Regions from separate parts of the Homo sapiens genome. Here region 2 is linked to region 1. Evidence: read pairs that join two places in POLR2A ChIA-PET (ENCODE). Cell type or tissue: MCF 10A. All regions are shown on one strand.

Region 1 (8,000 bases):
CAATTAGAGGAGGACCAACCTTTCAGAATCGTAAGACTGGAAAGTGTGTGCCTTCACGTTTCATTTTGCCTCTCCCCAGACTAAACCAACTAAACCATCTCTGGAAAAGACAGAGGCCAAGGTGACAGGAATTGTTCATTTATATATGAATGAGGCGTTGCTAAGTCATCAGAGGCTGGAGAAAAATGGAAGACTCTTTTTCCCAGGTTGCCAACCTCAAAGTTAGGTAACTATTGGCAGAGGTCAGACTAGGAAGAGGACAGGCATGATCTGCAGGAGGTTATGGAAAGCAGCATCCCAGATGGGGCAGCCCTCCCTGCTCCAGGCCACTGGGCTAGAGCTCAGCTCTGGACTGGCTTCTCATCCTGTCCTGCTGACTGCATAGTCACAGATCTGCTGATAGTCTCCAGACAAGACTAGCTCTGCTACCCTGGTCATATCTCAGGCTGGTACCCTCTCCAACCTGTTGCACCTATTTGCTTAAAATTAAGAGGGCTGAGCTGGGCAGTGCAAGAAAGAACTAGAAAGCCAGTCTCACCTGGAAACTCTACCAACTGCTATGAAGGACACAGGGAAGAGGTGGCAGGCAGGAACAATGCCTTAAGTTTTCCCCAGGTTCCTTGAACTCTCCATGGCCCTCTGGCCTCCCCTCACCCCCACTACCTCTCATAAGGAAGCAGCCCTGGCTTTCTAGTATGCTGATAATAAGGTCCTATCAGGCCAACTGAGAAAAGTCTCATCTAGAAGGAAAGTACTCAGTGCGCTATCTGTTCTGTAGGAAGGCTGAAGGCAATGCCTCCTGGTCACATCAGCAATGCTATAGAGAAAGGAAAGGTGCAAGAGCAGGACAGAGACTGCTCTGGCTGTGTACCTGGAGGATGATCTCTGAGGATCTCTGCACCGCCAAGCACCCTCCGGGCTGCTGACGACACGGTCAGATTCCCCAGTGCGTGAGCCTATACTACAGCAGTGTAGACTACAGCAGTTAAGAGCCCAACAGTGCGGCCAGGCAGGTCTGGGCTCTGAAGAACTGTGTTCACATACTAGAATTTTCTTGGACAACTGAGAAGTCATTTAACACCTCTGGAGTCTCAGTTTCCTCATCTGCAAAATAGATATATTAATAGCACTTACCTCACAGGGTCATTAGGAGGACTAAATAAGCCAAAATATTCAAACCACTTAGAACAATGCCTGGAGCATATTAAGCATTCAATGAACGTTAGTCAGTATCATCTTTACTGTCAGCTTTTTGAGAATAGCCCTTTCTGGGATATTCTTCATAGCACCCAGTACAGCAGAGCTTCATTAATTAAAAAAGAAAGAAAGAAAGAAAGAAAAAGAAAGAAAGACAGACAAACACTAAGCTATTCTATTAGTCAGGGTTCTCTAGAAGGACAGAACCAATAGGATAGATAAATATATAAAGGGGAGTTTATTAAGTATTAACTCACATGATCACAGGTCCCACAATAGGCTGTCTGCAAGCTGAGAAGCAAGGAGAGCTGGTCCAAGTCCCAAAACTGAAGAACTTCAGAGTCTGATGTTCAAGGGCAGGAAGGATCCAGCAAGGGAGAAAGATGTAGGCTGGGAGGCTTGGCCAGTCTAGTCTTTTCGCGTTTTTCTGCCTGCTTTATTTTCTATCTGCACTCGCAGCTAATTAGATGGTGCCCACCCAGATTAAGGGTGGGTCTGCCTTTCCCAGTGCACTGACTCAAATGCTAATCTCCTTTGGTAACACCGTCATAGACACACCCAGCATCAATACTTTGCAACTGGCCAGACACGGTGGCTTATGCCTGTAATCCCAGGACTTTGGTAGGCCCAGGCAGGCGGATCACAAGGTCAGGAGATCGAGACCATCCTGGCCAACATGGTGAAACCCCGTCTCTACTAAAACACAAAAAATTAGCCAGGCATGGTGGCATACGCTTGTAGTCCCACCTACTCGGGAGGCTGAGACAGGGGAATCACTTGAATCCGGGAGGCGGAGATTGCAGTGAGCCCAGATCACGCCACGGCACTCCAGCCTGGCAACGGAGCAAGACTCCGTCAAAAAAAAAAAAAAAAAAAAAAAAAAAAAAACCCAGAACTTTGCAACCTTAAATCCAATCAAGTTGACACTCAGTATTAACCATCATCACAGCTATTAATACGATTTAATATATATGTGAGGCGCTTTACACACATTGCTGAGTTCCCACATAAACCCAATGCCAAAAGTGTTTTCACAGAAAATAGCTTGCCTAGAATGATATTAGTGATTGGCCAGGCTAGGATTGAAACTCAGGCTCTGACTCCAGAGCCTGCTTCTTCTTCCCAAAGGTTACACTGCCTGCAGAACACCACCTTCTGAGCCCCTCTACCTTTATCAGAATGAGAAGGGAGTGGGGGCCCAAACAAAATTCAAGCAAGAGAGGAAGAGAACACAAAAAGAGATGCTGGGAAGCTCAGAAGAAATTCACCACCTTGTCAAGGCCTGTGTCTTTTTCTGGATCTGGGTTTGTCATCATTTGCAGCTTTTGCTTTGACTCTGGATGTTAGATTACGTAGAGCACTACATGGAGCACACGGTGCCTTCAATGAGAAACCAGCAAGCAGTCAGTCTGAAACTGTTTCTATAGACGTGGACAAGACTTCTCACAATGTCCCAGCTACCCAATGACACTGATTCTAATGCTAACACACCTCCAGGCACTTCAAATGCTTTTGGCACTCTGACCAGAAGCTAGCCACGCAGGGTCTGTGTGAGCCGCAGCAAGGCTGTCTGCTATATAAGCTCAGAACTCCTGCTTTTGGAAGAAGTATCATTTCAACAGAACAGAAAGTGACACCCCAACAGTAGAATTCCTACAAATTCTAACTGTGCTAACATCTTCCTAACAACAGTCCTACTTAAAAACTTCACTTTGGCCGGGCGCGGTGGCTCACGCCTGTAATCCCAGCACTTTGGGAGGCCGAGGCAGGCGGATCACGAGGTCAGGAGATCGAGACCATCCTGGCTAACACGGTGAAACCCCGTCTCTACTAAAAATACAAAAAATTAGCCGGGCGTGGTGGTGGGCGCCTGTAATCCCAGCTACTCGGGAGGCTGAGGCAGGAGAATGGCATGAACCCAAGAGGCGGAGCTTGCAGTGAGCCGGGATAGCGCCACTGCAGTCCAGCTTGGGCGAAAGAGTGAGACTCCGTCTCAAAAAAAAAAAAAAAAAAAAAAAAAAAACTTCACTTTACCCATTTTCTCCAAGGACTTAATCTCTTAAGCTCCACAGAGCCATGGAGACGCACACAGCAAACTGTCAGCACACAGGGAGTAGGAGGGGTGGGACAGTCTTCCCAAATTCTGCTGCTGGCTGCGCCTGAAATGAGTACACACACTTCAGGGGCGCTCACTAACCCACCCAGTTGTGACTGCAGATGTCATGATGACTGAATCCTTCTGACTCCTTGTCAGCATCAGCACTCCCTAATTCTGCAGAATAACTGGTACCAAATAGCCATTTCCTGCTCATTCACGGCTCCCTTAACAGAAAACTCCCTCCTCCTTCCTCCCCTAAGTCCCATGCACACACAGAGAGGGAATCAGAAAAGGCAGGAAATGCTTGCCTAAGACCAGAGAAAATGCCAGGGAAGAGAGAGACAAGAAAATTCCACCAGGTCTATGTTGAGCAGGGAAATTATTCCCCCAAGAGAAAAGTTCAACTTGGCCCGGCACGGTGGTTCATGCCTGGAATCCCAGCACTTTGGGAGGCCGAGGTGGGTGGATCACTTGAGGTCTAGAGTTCAAGACCAGCCTGGCCAACATGGCAAAACCCCGTCTCTACTAAAAAATACAAAAATTAGCCGGGTGTGGTGGTGGGCGCCTATAATCCCAGCTACTCGGGAGACTGAGGCAGGGAGAATTGCTTTAACCAGGGGGGCGGAAGTTGCAGTGAGCGGACATCACGCCACTACACTCCAGCCTGGGCGACACAGTGAGACTCCCTCTCGGAAAAAAAAAAAAAAAGGGAAAGTTCAACTTGACGGCTACCCCTATTTCATCATGGTGAGGTACAGAAAAAGGATTCCCTTCTGCAGCGCTGCCTATCCTCTTCTGATGACCTCACTGTGGCTATCTGGTTACAAAGGCAGGCAACAACTGGCACTAGGCCTAGAGAGAGATGACCAAAATTGACTACGCTTGCACAGTAAGGGACTAGATTTAATCCAATCATTTGGCTCCAAGAAATGCACGAAATACAACTACTGGTATTCTCTTTATTCGGCAGATGGTAATGAAGACCCATTGGGAGGGTGCCTTCCCATTTTGTCAGTCTAGGACCTGAGTGGAGTCCCAACCGGGAAGCCTGGGGCAGTGTGCTAAACCAGCAGCCAACAGATACTGCATTCCAATAGTGGCTTCTTGGTCCCCTGGCATTTTTTGTGCTTACCTTTAACTAACTGTTCCTTGCCTAAGCTCCTTCCAACCTCAAGGAACTAAGAGAATTTCATTCCTTTCTAATTAAATATTTTTCCTCCAATAGATAATCCACACTGACCCTATCGAGGGAAAATCTGAGCTGGTGTAACTGCAGGAGGTGGTTTATTTTCATAACAGTAAAACATCTAAACCAAATATGCCCTGTGTTTCAGCAGCTTAAACATTGAGGTCTGACAAGAACCCGAGATTCCACTTTGCCTGCCAAGGGCTAAGTGTGTATGCTGAAGCGAAAGAAAGTGATTATGAGGAAAAATGGGGAATGTCTGAGTGGGTGAAGGAAAAAAAAAGTGCAAGATATTACTAGAAAAACCTGACTGCACACACAATCCTATCCCCTACGCAGGAGAAAGACCGAGTGCTAGCACCCGGGGTGTGAAAGCCTGCACCAAGGGACCCAGGAACCAGGCGTGCCTCCATTTCTCACTCGATTTGTTTACAATGAACGGACGGCGCCGGAGTCCCTCCGCCCTCAGCTCAGGCCCGGTTCCCACCGCCCGACGCTGGCTGGCCGAGGCAGGGGCGCGGCGGGGGATTTCGGGCAGGGCGGTGAAGCAGGGCCTGCTCTACAGGGGGCTTTTCTTCGCCGCGGTTTCTTCCCCTGTCGCTGCCCGGCCCCCACCTCCTCTCTCCTCCCGCGCGCGCTCTGCCCGCCGCCCACGCGCGGAAGCCCGCGGCCGGGGAGGGGGCGCCGTCTCCCGGCATGCTCGGCGGCGGTGCCGGTCACGTGACGGGAAGGCGGCCGCCCCTGTCGCCTTCGCCAGCGCTAGCGGGCCCGCAGCAGAGGCAGTAGCGGGGCTTGAAATGCTGACCTGCACCCCTGGCTTGCGCTCCCCCAGGCGGGAAAGACAAGGGGGCTGCTGTTGCTGCTTACGAAAAGAATCTCAGCGCTGCTGGCCGCCAGCTTCCGGCTTGGGAGAAAGGATGTGTTTCAGTCTGGGTTTCCTCATTTGCAAAATGGGTATACTTTTTGTAGGGTTGAACTGTAGGTCAGCAGGCTCCCAAATCCTGTCTTTCCTTGTCCCCCTCACCCCCAAGAGTAACAACTTTTAATTAATTTTGTTCAAGAGCTAATAAAAAAAAAATCTTCATTTCTTTGGATGACACTGTGCCCAACTCCACGGTCAGCTTGCAGAGCGTAGCGGTTCTGCCCGAAACCCATCCGCCCAAGGCTTTTATTTTCCTAGATCTCAAACAGTGGGAGGGTCGGACTCTAAATACTATTTGTTTAGACCCCTGAAAATTTTTGATAATTCAATCTTAAGCCGAATTCCGTTTACCTTTACAGTATGAAAAAAGAGTGACTACGAAATAAAGAATATAAACATTAATAGTACAAGCACTTCAGAAAAATGTTTAGCATGCCGTAAAATACCAATTACAAAGCATTGTTAACTCTCAATAATTAGATCTCCGATGTAATTATACATGACCAATAAAGTAATAACACTACTTATCTTTAAAAACATTAATATAACCAAGACTACCCACATTGCAACAGGTTATCATACCTGGTCAACACGAGAATTCCCTGTAAAAAAGCTTCTCGTGTGTGCTAATGAAGATGTGTGAGAATGGAGAATAACTCAGCTAGTTTATTTCCTGGGCATTTATGAAAAACTGAATTGAGCGGGCAGCAATGAAAATTGTCATTCTGGGGAATGCAATATTTTTCCGCTTTGGGGAAATGAGCAAAAACATGTGACAAAAGCACTGGAGATAAAAGTGACACTGGGAAAGACAGTTTACAGTGGCTTGAAACAAAGCAGTGCATCATTCTGCCAACTTTACAGCCAAGCTTTTTTCAGAGATCATTGGCTACTTAAACAGTAAGTAATGGACGTTCAACAATGCTGTGCCCAGTCTAAAACTAAGAGGCTTTTATCTCTACCGATGACATGAGAAAACCTGTGACTACACACAGCCTCGACTTCATTTGAAATCTTGAGCTGGAATGACTTTTCTTAAAGTCAGAGGCTCCTTTGCACAGTGGAACAAACTCCTCATAAAATTTACAACTTGAAAGAAGTACTGGCAAAAGCTTGTACTTTTTAAAAGAATCACAGCATTGCTCTTGCTTGGCCAAATGTATTAAATGTTCAGAGATGAATTCCAGAATAGATAGGAGATAAGAACAGCATCAGTAACTGGGATAAAACCAGAAGGGCCTAAGAAAAGTTATAGGTCAGTTACTCAAAGGCTCCCCACATTCAGGCCACTCTCCCACAGAGCAAAATTATCCTAACATTATGTAAAACATTTAGGTGCTAATTCCTTTATCCCTCATCTCACATTTTTGATGTGAGAACATTCTGATGGCCAGAGGAAGAGAGGAGAGTCCAGAAACATACAACTTGATGTCGGTCAGGCACAGTGGCTCACACCTGTAATCCCAGCACTTTGGGAGGCCAAGGCGGGCAGGTCACCTGAGGTCGGGAGTTCGAGACCAGCCTGACCAACATGGAGAAACCTCATCTCTGCTAAAAATACAAAATGAGCCGGGCGTGGTGACGCGTGCCTGTAAACCCAGCTACTCGGGAGGCTGAAGCAGGAGAATCACTTGAACCTGGGAGGCAGAGGTTGCGGTGAGCCAAGATCGCACCATTGCATTCCAGCCTGGGCAACAAGAGCAAAACGCCATCTCAAAAAAAAAAAAAAAAAATGATGTCAAAGCTTCTGATTTTCTCCCTCCTTCCCCAAGCTTCCTGGGTCAAATCCAAATATGCAGATGTGCCTATGGGCACATACGGGCCTGAATACCTTCAATTTCCCACCAAGGAGACTTGTATCTGTGACTGCCTCCACCCCATTCCGGGAGGCTAGGCTGGCCTCCACAGTTGGAGGTTGCAGGCATCCCCTCTCCAGCTATATCAACTTATACTGCATGTTTTCTCCTGACCCCTGAGGACAGATCTTTGAGGCCCGAATCATTTCTTAGGACTCCCTGTCAGGCAGGTCATTTGAGGAATTAGAAACTCTGAAGTCCCTGGGAACCATGCAAGCCCAGAGTGCTGGGAAAGCACTTGTAGAGCCATCAGAAGGGATTCCCCTCACATCTTCCAACTCCCAAGCACCCATATGTTCACATAAACATCAACCCAACCAGTTTGTTGCCTCTTATTCCAAGCTGCTAAAGGGCTGGAAGAGGAGGCTGAGGGTCAGCAGGCAGAGGCTAGTATCTGCTGGGAATTGCCAGAAAGATGATCCCCCTCCTGTGAGGTGAAGGTCAAAACCAAGTAAATCCCATTTCCACTCCACAAACCTGTAAGAGTTCAATTGTTTAAATCAAAGGCAGTACGAAATTTAGAAAGATTAAGATGATGGGAAAGAACGTGGTACCACAAGTTGAACTCAATCCTGGAAAATAATAAATGATAAAACAATAAATAAAAATACTTGATAGTGAAACCCATTGGGCTGGACAGTGGTTTCCTCCAAGTTAAGTACAAGAGACTCCCTTTTATCCATTTCCATACCTAGGGTTCTTGACAGAAAACTTTCTAGAATGTGGGTTTTCTGAGCTGAG
Region 2 (8,000 bases), 160 kb after region 1:
CAACCATTGTGGAGGACAGTGGGGTGATTCCTCAAGGATCTAGAACTAGAAATACCATTTGACCCAGCGATCCCATTACTGGGTATATACCCAAAGGATTATAAATCATGCTACAGTAAAAACACATGCACACGTATGTTTATTGTGGCACTATTCACAATAGCTAAGACTTGGAACCAACCCAAATGTCCATCAATGATAGACTGGATTAAGAAAATGTGGCACATATACACCAGGGAATACTATGCAGCCATAAAAAAGGATGAGTTCATGTCCTCTGAATGGACATGGATGGAGCTGGAAACCATCATTCTCAGCAAACTGTCACAAGGACAGAAAACCAAACACCACTTGTTCTCACTCATAGGTAGGAATTGAACAATGAGAACATTTGGACACAGGGTGGGGAACATCACACATTGGGGCCTGTTGGGGTTTGGAGGGCTGGGGGAGGGATAGATAGCATTAGGAGAAACACCTAATGTAAATGACGAGTTGATGGGTGCAGCAAACCAACATGGCACATGTATACCTATGTAACAAACATGCACGTTGTGCACATGTACCCTAGAACTTAAAGTATTAAAAAAAAAAGTTAGCTGATCCTTTGTTTTTTCTGAGTCTAAAACTTTTCTTTTGAGCTATCGACAGCTTTTAACAATTTAGTATATTCTCATGAACAAAATTTGGGGCATATTTGTTTCTCTCTACTTGATATCTACAGAATTTGGAAACTATGAGTATTCGTAACTTATGGCAATACAGTTATTTGCATAAGTGCAATAAAAATCTGTTTTCATTTGTAACAGGACACAATTGGAGAAACTGGTTATTTTACCAAGGCTTTGACTGGAATAGTGTACTTTCCTTTAAGGAATCAACTTGGCTTATGGAGGAAATAAAGCCCGTGGCAAAACTGGCCTCATATTTTGTGTACGCAGTGCCTGTACAAGGTTTCTGACCTGTGGTAAGTAAAGAATGTCACTTTCTAACAAGTCCAGAAGCCCCAGGTTTATCTTGGAACCTCAACAGGAGAGGAAATTCACCCAACTCATTGATATTTGATGCGCAAATCCACGACTGGGCTTGGCTTTAAAAAAGTCTTATCTGATATCCCTTCTGTGGAACAAAGTTCCATCAAAGCCAATTAAAAAACTATTAAAAAATAATTATTCTTGCTGCACTGTATACAAATAATTAGGCCAAGTATAATAAGGCAAACCAGTCCTACCATGATTTGTCTTCAGCAAGGGAAACTGGAGAGAGAAAACTTATGTTTCAAAAAGTATAGTACACCTGTTGTTAGATTCTAATCCTGCCTAATGTTTTTCAATTTTTATTATTTCTACAGTTTGGGTTGAATTCTAAATTTTTTCTTGGCTACAAGTCTTCAAAATAATGTTTTCAATTATTTTTTCTTTTTTTCCTTCTTTTTTTCCCATTTTTCCTAATTGGGAATCACTGAAAGCTAAGCTGTGCTTTCTTAAAGCCCTGCGAACTGAAACTAGAGAACTTAAACTTCAGAAGAAAATAACAGCAACCTATTTACATACATAAGACACTTTCATACCTGCCTACTGATGTATAGACTTCAGAGGAATGTGGCCTGTATCAATTTTGCAGGATTGTTCTTTTGTTTGTTGTTGTTTTTCTCCCTTCCTCCTCCTATTTTCTCTTCAGAGGACACTAGACTTCACAATCTGCTAAAAATGAGCTTTCAGCACCTGCTCGTCTAGGAATAAACCATCCCAGCCATGAGAGATCAGATGAAACCTGAGACCAGAGACTCATTTTCTTGCAAAATGCTTTCTCGAAAAGATTTTAGAAAAGTTGGGAAATGTGAAAGGAAAGTATCTTGGGCCCCTTCAAGCTGGGAACCACTCAGGGCAAATCTGCCTCCCATTCTCTTCAAAGACATCCCTCTGCTCACAGAGATAGATGCATATTCTGATTACCTGCTTTGGAAAGACTTATCAAAAACTCAAAAGAATGCAACTGCTTATGTTTCACCCTATGTGTGACCTGGAAGCTCCTTCCCCACTTTGAGTCTTCCTGCCTTTGCTTCAAGTTGTGCTGCCTTTCCAGACCAACCAATGTACTTCTTACATATATTGATTGATGTTTCATGTCTCCCTAAAATATATAAATACTGGAACAATCTCTGCTTTGTGTAAATCTGGTTTAATTTGATTCTTTGTGTTAGCTCAGAAAATATTTATAGTAAATACCGAAATGGGGCGAACATCTTTATCATAAAAAGTTAACATAAATTACTAAGAAAAGCATCAAGAAACCAAAATATACACAGGTGAGGGCCATGATGGGTCTTTCACAAAGGAGAACATGAAACTGGTAAGCAAACATAGGAAAAATTCATACTTCCTAGTATTCAATGGAAATTAAAACACTGAGGTTTTTATGAATCTTTCAAATGAGCAGTTTTATAAAAAACTGAAACATTTAATAATGGCCGGGATAGAGACACTCTCATATCCTCCTGCAGGGGAGTAAACCTTAATTCAAGTCTTTTGAAAAGCAGTTTGAGAATATACTTCAAAAGCCCCATGCGACATAAGAAAAAATATATTGATCTCTGCCCCCAATTCCTGATACATATCTAAAACCCCTAGAATTTCCTGGGTGATAGAAGGATCTTTTGTTCTAATGAGGTGACTCTTGGTGGGCTCCTGGGTGGGCACCTGGCACCAGAAAGACCAAGACATGGTTAGGAGCTTGGAACTTTCAGCCCTATCCCCCCATCCTCAAGGGAGGAGAGTGAGGCTGGAGACTGAATGCACAATGGATCATGCCTATGAACTGAAGCCTACACCAAAATCCCTAATCTGCAGAGTTCCAAGAGCTTCCAGGATGCTCAACACATCCACGTGCCAGGAGGGCGGTGTACCCCAACTCCATGGAGACAGAAGCTCCTGTGCTCAGGACCCTTCCCACCTCACCCTAGGCACCTCTCCATCTGGCTGTACATCTGAATCCTTTCTACAAAACCAGGAGACGTAAGTAATGTTTCCCCTGACTTCTGTGAGCTGTTACAGCAAACTCTCAAACCTGAAGAGGAGGCTGTGGGAACCGCCAATTTGTAGTCAAGTTGGTCAGAAGTAGCAGAGGCCTGTGTCTTATGCTTGGCTCTGAAGTATGGGCAGTCTGTGGGGCCTGTGAGGTGTGCACTAACTCCAGGTAGGTAGTGTCAGAATTGAACTGAATGTCAGGACACCCAACTGGTGTACAGAGAGTTGAAGAAATGATTAAGAGTGGGGAAAATCCCCATACGGTTGGTCAGAAGTGTTTTGAGTAGAAAAACAGTGTTTTTATAGACCCCGATAATTTTACTTTGGCAGATTTAGAAAGAAATCTAAATACGGAAAAAGAAATCTATGGCCTAAAATTTTTTTAACTGGAAATAATCTTTAATAAGCACAACAGTGAGTATATGGTTATAGTGTGGTGTATCTATTCTTTGGAATACTTTTTCACTATTTCTTTTTTTTTGAGACGGAGTCTCACTGTGTCACCCAGGCTGGAGTGCAATGGTGTGATCTCGGCTCACTGCAACCTCTGCCTCCTGGGTTCAAGCAATTCTCCTGCCTCAGCCTCCTGAGTAGCTGGGACTACAGGCACGTGCCACCACGCCCAGCTAATTTTTTGTATTTTTAGTAGAGACGGGGTTCCACTGTGTTAGCCAGCATAGTCTCAATCTCCTTGATATCATGGTCTGCCCGCCTCAGCCTCCCAAACTGCTGGGATTACAGGCGTGAGCCACTGTGCCCAGCTCTCTTACATTATTTCAAATAATGTTTTAAAGACTACACAATAATACATGCATAAAATGCAATGTCAAGGGGGAAAGGCAGGCTACAAAATGCTCTACATACTGTATTTTTGATAAAGGTTGAAAGGAAATGCACCAAAATATTATTATTGGTCATCTTTGGAAGATGAAACTATTATTTTCTTCTTTATACTGCTTAGGATATCTAAGTTTTTGTTGTTGTTGTTGCTTTTTTTTTGAGACGGAGTCTTACTCTGTTGCCCAGGCTGGAGTGCAGTGGCGCGATCTCGGCTCACTACGACCTCCGCCTCCTGGGTTCAAGCAGTTCTCCTGCCTTAGCCTCCTGAGTAGCTGGGATTACTGGCATGCACCACCATGCCCAGCTAATTTTTGTATTTTTAGTAGAGACGGTTTCACCATGTTGGTCAGGCTGGTATCTAATTCCTGACCTCGTGATCCGCCCACCTGGCCTCCCAAAATGCTGGGATAACAGGCGTGAGCCACCGCACCCAGCTCTTTTTTTTTTTTTTTTTTTTCTTTTTGAGACAGCGTCTCGCTCTGTCGCCCAGGCTGGAGTGCAGTGGTGTGATCCCGGCTCACTGCAATCTCTGCCTCCCAGGCTCAAGTGATTCTCCTGCCTCAGCCTCCCGAGTAGCTGGGACTACAGGCATGTGCCACCACACCAGGCTAATTTTGTATTTTTAGTAGAGACGAGGTTTCACCATGTTGGCCAGGCTGGTCTCAAACTCCTGACCTTGTGATCCGCTCACCTTGGCCTCCCAAAGTGCTGGGTTATAGGTGTGAGCCACTGCACCTGGCCTAGAATATCTAAGTTTTCTTTAATGAATGTGTATCGCTTTACCATAGAAACAAAATCTGTAAAGCCAGAAAAAATCATGAATGCTAATTAGCGTAATACAATATTATCTTATAATTTAGATGTGGAAGCAAACAAAATGTAATGAAACTAAAAGTGTTATCCAGATGTATGCATTACTTCTTTTCTCTCCACTGTCAACAAAGTAATTTCTGGCTAAGTGGGAATAACCATCTGAGAGCTACTACTTCCCTTCATAAATCAACATGTGTATAGTAGCACACAGAACCCAAGAAAATGCAGAGAAAGCCAAGGAATTTTTAAAAGAAAAACATTTGCCAAATTGTCTACAAAGTACGTGTTGTGAATTTCATAAATCTCGTTAGAATATGACAATAAAGTGTGTGTGCACATCTTTGCAATGGTTTACAGAAACAGACACCAAAATGCTAAGCCCATGCACTACACATCATAGAAATATGGAATGAAGGTGGAGATGTCCTTAGATAAAATGGCATAAATAAGCAGTTCTCAAAGTGTGGTCTGCAGACCCCCAGGGTCTGTGTGGGCAAAATGGTTTTCATAATAATATTAAGACTTTGTTATCACTCATTTTCACTATGTTGATATGTGCACTGATGGAACAAAATCAGTGTTGGGTAAAACTGCTGACGCCTTAGCATGAACAAACTCTGTGACGCCAAACAGAGTAGTCGATGCTGCATTCTTCACTGCTATGATATTGGTGATTTTTTTAAAATGGCAGTCTCAGTTGAGAATGTACTTAATAAAGCAGTAAAAATTATTATTATTTTTTTTTATTTTATTTTTTTTTTTGAGACGGAGTCTCGCTCTGTCGCCCAGGCCGGACTGCGGACTGCAGTGGCGCAATCTCGGCTCACTGCAAGCTCTGCTTCCCGGGTTCACGCCATTCTCCTGCCTCAGCCTCCCGAGTAGCTGGGACTACAGGCGCCTGCCACCGCGCCCGGCTAATTTTTTGTATTTTTAGTAGAGACGGGGTTTCACCTTGTTAGCCAGGATGGTCTCGATCTCCTGACCTCGTGATCCACCCACCTCGGCCTCCCAAAGTGCTGGGATTACAGGCGTGAGCAGTAAAAATTATTAATTCCATCTAATCTCTGCCCTTGATCCTGTACTGTTTTTAATATTGTGTGTGATGCCACGGGACGTAGGCATAAAGCATTTCTGCTACAATTTGAAGTATCTTGGTTGTCTCCAAGAAAAGCACTTACGTCATTTTGTGAGTCGTAACCTGTACTGTTTTTTGCATAGAGCACCATCTTGAAAATATGACGGACAACCTGAAGTGATTCAGACTTGTGTATTTGGCAGACATTTTCTGAAAAATGAACAAAGTGAGCCTGTCACTTCAAGGGAAACAACTGATGCTATTTGTTGCCAATGATAAAATTTGAGCTTTCAAATGAAAGTGAGAATTCTGGAAAACTTGTATCTGCCATTATGAGTTTAATAGCTTCTCTGTATCTTTGGATAAGATTGACATTAATGAATGTGATCTTTTTTATCTTGTATAATGAAATGTGTCAACAGTTGGAAGATCTGCATAACTTAGTGAATCAGTGTTTTCCAAATGACCAGTACATCATGTTACAAAATAATGCATAAGTAAAAGATCCATTCAAATTGCAAGATGGGCCAATGGGTATTAATGTAACAGATATGAAAAGTTTGTTGATATGATTTCATGTTCTACATTGCAACTAAACTTTAAGAAATTACAACTGTTAAATTTGGTGTTATATCAAAGAATAATCCACAATGATCTGAAAAGGCTATTAAAATACTCCTATGGTTTTCAACTATAAATCTACATAAGGCCAAATTTTCTTCATATACTTCAACCAAAGCATCATATCACAACAGACTGAATGCAGAAGCAGGTGCAAGAATCCAACGGTCTTTGGTTTAGCCAGACACTAAAGAGATTTGTAAAATTGTTGGATTAATTTTTCCTTTTTCTTTGAGACAGCGTCTCTGTCCGTCACCCAGGCTGGAGTGCAATGGCGTGATCTCAGCTCACTGTAACCACTGACTCCCGGGTTAGAGTGATTCTCCTGCCTCAGCCTCCTGAGTAGCTGGGATTGCAGGCATGCGCCACCACACCCAGCTAATTTTTGTATTTTTAGTAGAGACAAGGTTTCACCATGTTGGCCAGGCTGGTCTTGAACTTCTGACCACAAGCAATCCACCCAACCTGGCCTCTCAAAATGCTGGGATTACAGGTGTGAGCCATTGCACCTGGCCTTGTATTAGTTTTTCTATTGCTACCATTAAAAATTACCACAAACCACAGTGGCTTAACAACACAAATTTATTCTCGTACAGCTCCGTAGGTCCGCTGTGTGACATGGGTTCTCACTGAGCTACCATCAAGGTATCCCAGAGCTGTGTTCCCTTTTGGAGGCTCTAATGAAGAATCTGTTTCCTTACCTTTTCTAGCTTCTGGAGGTCCTGTTCATTCCTTAGCTCTTGACTCCATCCTCAATCTTCAAGGCCAGCAATAGTGCATCTCCCTCTGAGCCTTCACTGTCACATCTCCCTCTCACCAGTTGGAAAAGGTTTTCCATTTTTCAGGAGCTGATGATTAGATTGGGTCCACCTGGATAATGAAAGATAATCTCCCATCTCAAAATCGTTAACCCTAATCATATCTGTAATGTCCCTTTTGCCACGTAAAATAACATGTTTTATAGGTTCAGAGTATTAAGGTGTGGACAGAATTGAGGGCCATAACTGCTCACCATGAATGTGAAACAGTACCATTCTTCCCACTAAATTTGTTTGCAAAATAGATTTTTCATTAGAATGTCATATCTTAACACATAATGGGTTTGTCATTCTAAAGTGAGTGAATATTTTTAAAAAATTTCTCAGTTTTGCTTTCTAACATGGTATCTTGGTCCACTTAATGTTGCTGTAACAGAATACCTGAGGCTGGGTAATTTATAAAGAAAAGAGGTTTTTTTGGCTTATGATTCTGGAGCTGGAAGTTCAAGAAGCACGGCGCCCACATCTGCCTGGCCTCTGGTGAGGGCTTCCCGCTGCATCATAACATGGTGGAGAAGCAGAAGGAGAAGCAGGCATGTACAAAAAAGGGACCAAAAACAAGGAGCAGCTTTGCGTTATAACAACCCACTATCATGGTAACTAGTTCAGTTCTGCAAGAACTAGCCGGGTCTCACAAGAAGTCCATCTTAACGAGCTAATCACCTCTGATACGCCCCACCTCCCAACACCGCTACACTGGCAATTCAAGGTGAGTTTTCACAGGGACAAACCACATCCAAACCACAGCATATGGTTAAGTATTGGTAAACATAAACCACATAAACAAAAGCTTTTGGAGTTCTGAAT

The links. Peaks named below come from ENCODE experiments on the same cell type or tissue, not always from the same donor. Only the 100,000 strongest peaks of a DNase experiment are listed, where the experiment ranks them.
Region 2: POLR2A ChIA-PET joins it to region 1 with 5 read pairs; 4 of 35 experiments call an interaction of 5 or more read pairs at or near these places.

Annotation. Positions count from the first base shown.
Region 1 is chr1:226,698,412-226,706,411 of GRCh38, forward strand. The region is part of intron 2 of ITPKB (inositol-trisphosphate 3-kinase B); the gene reads right to left. Among named protein-coding and RNA genes, the nearest start is that of ITPKB-IT1, 27 kb to the left of the region's middle. RefSeq lists a silencer at 4,861-5,290. In MCF 10A, no CTCF peak of the experiment used is centred here; DNase peaks (open chromatin) are centred at 4,120 and 5,170.
Region 2 is chr1:226,854,473-226,862,472 of GRCh38, forward strand. LOC105373119 (a long non-coding RNA gene) reads right to left here. Exons shown (of 3, transcript XR_949226.4): 2 at 7,077-7,245; 3 at 4,531-5,964. Among named protein-coding and RNA genes, the nearest start is that of PSEN2, 12 kb to the right of the region's middle. In MCF 10A, no CTCF peak of the experiment used is centred here; no DNase peak of the experiment used is centred here.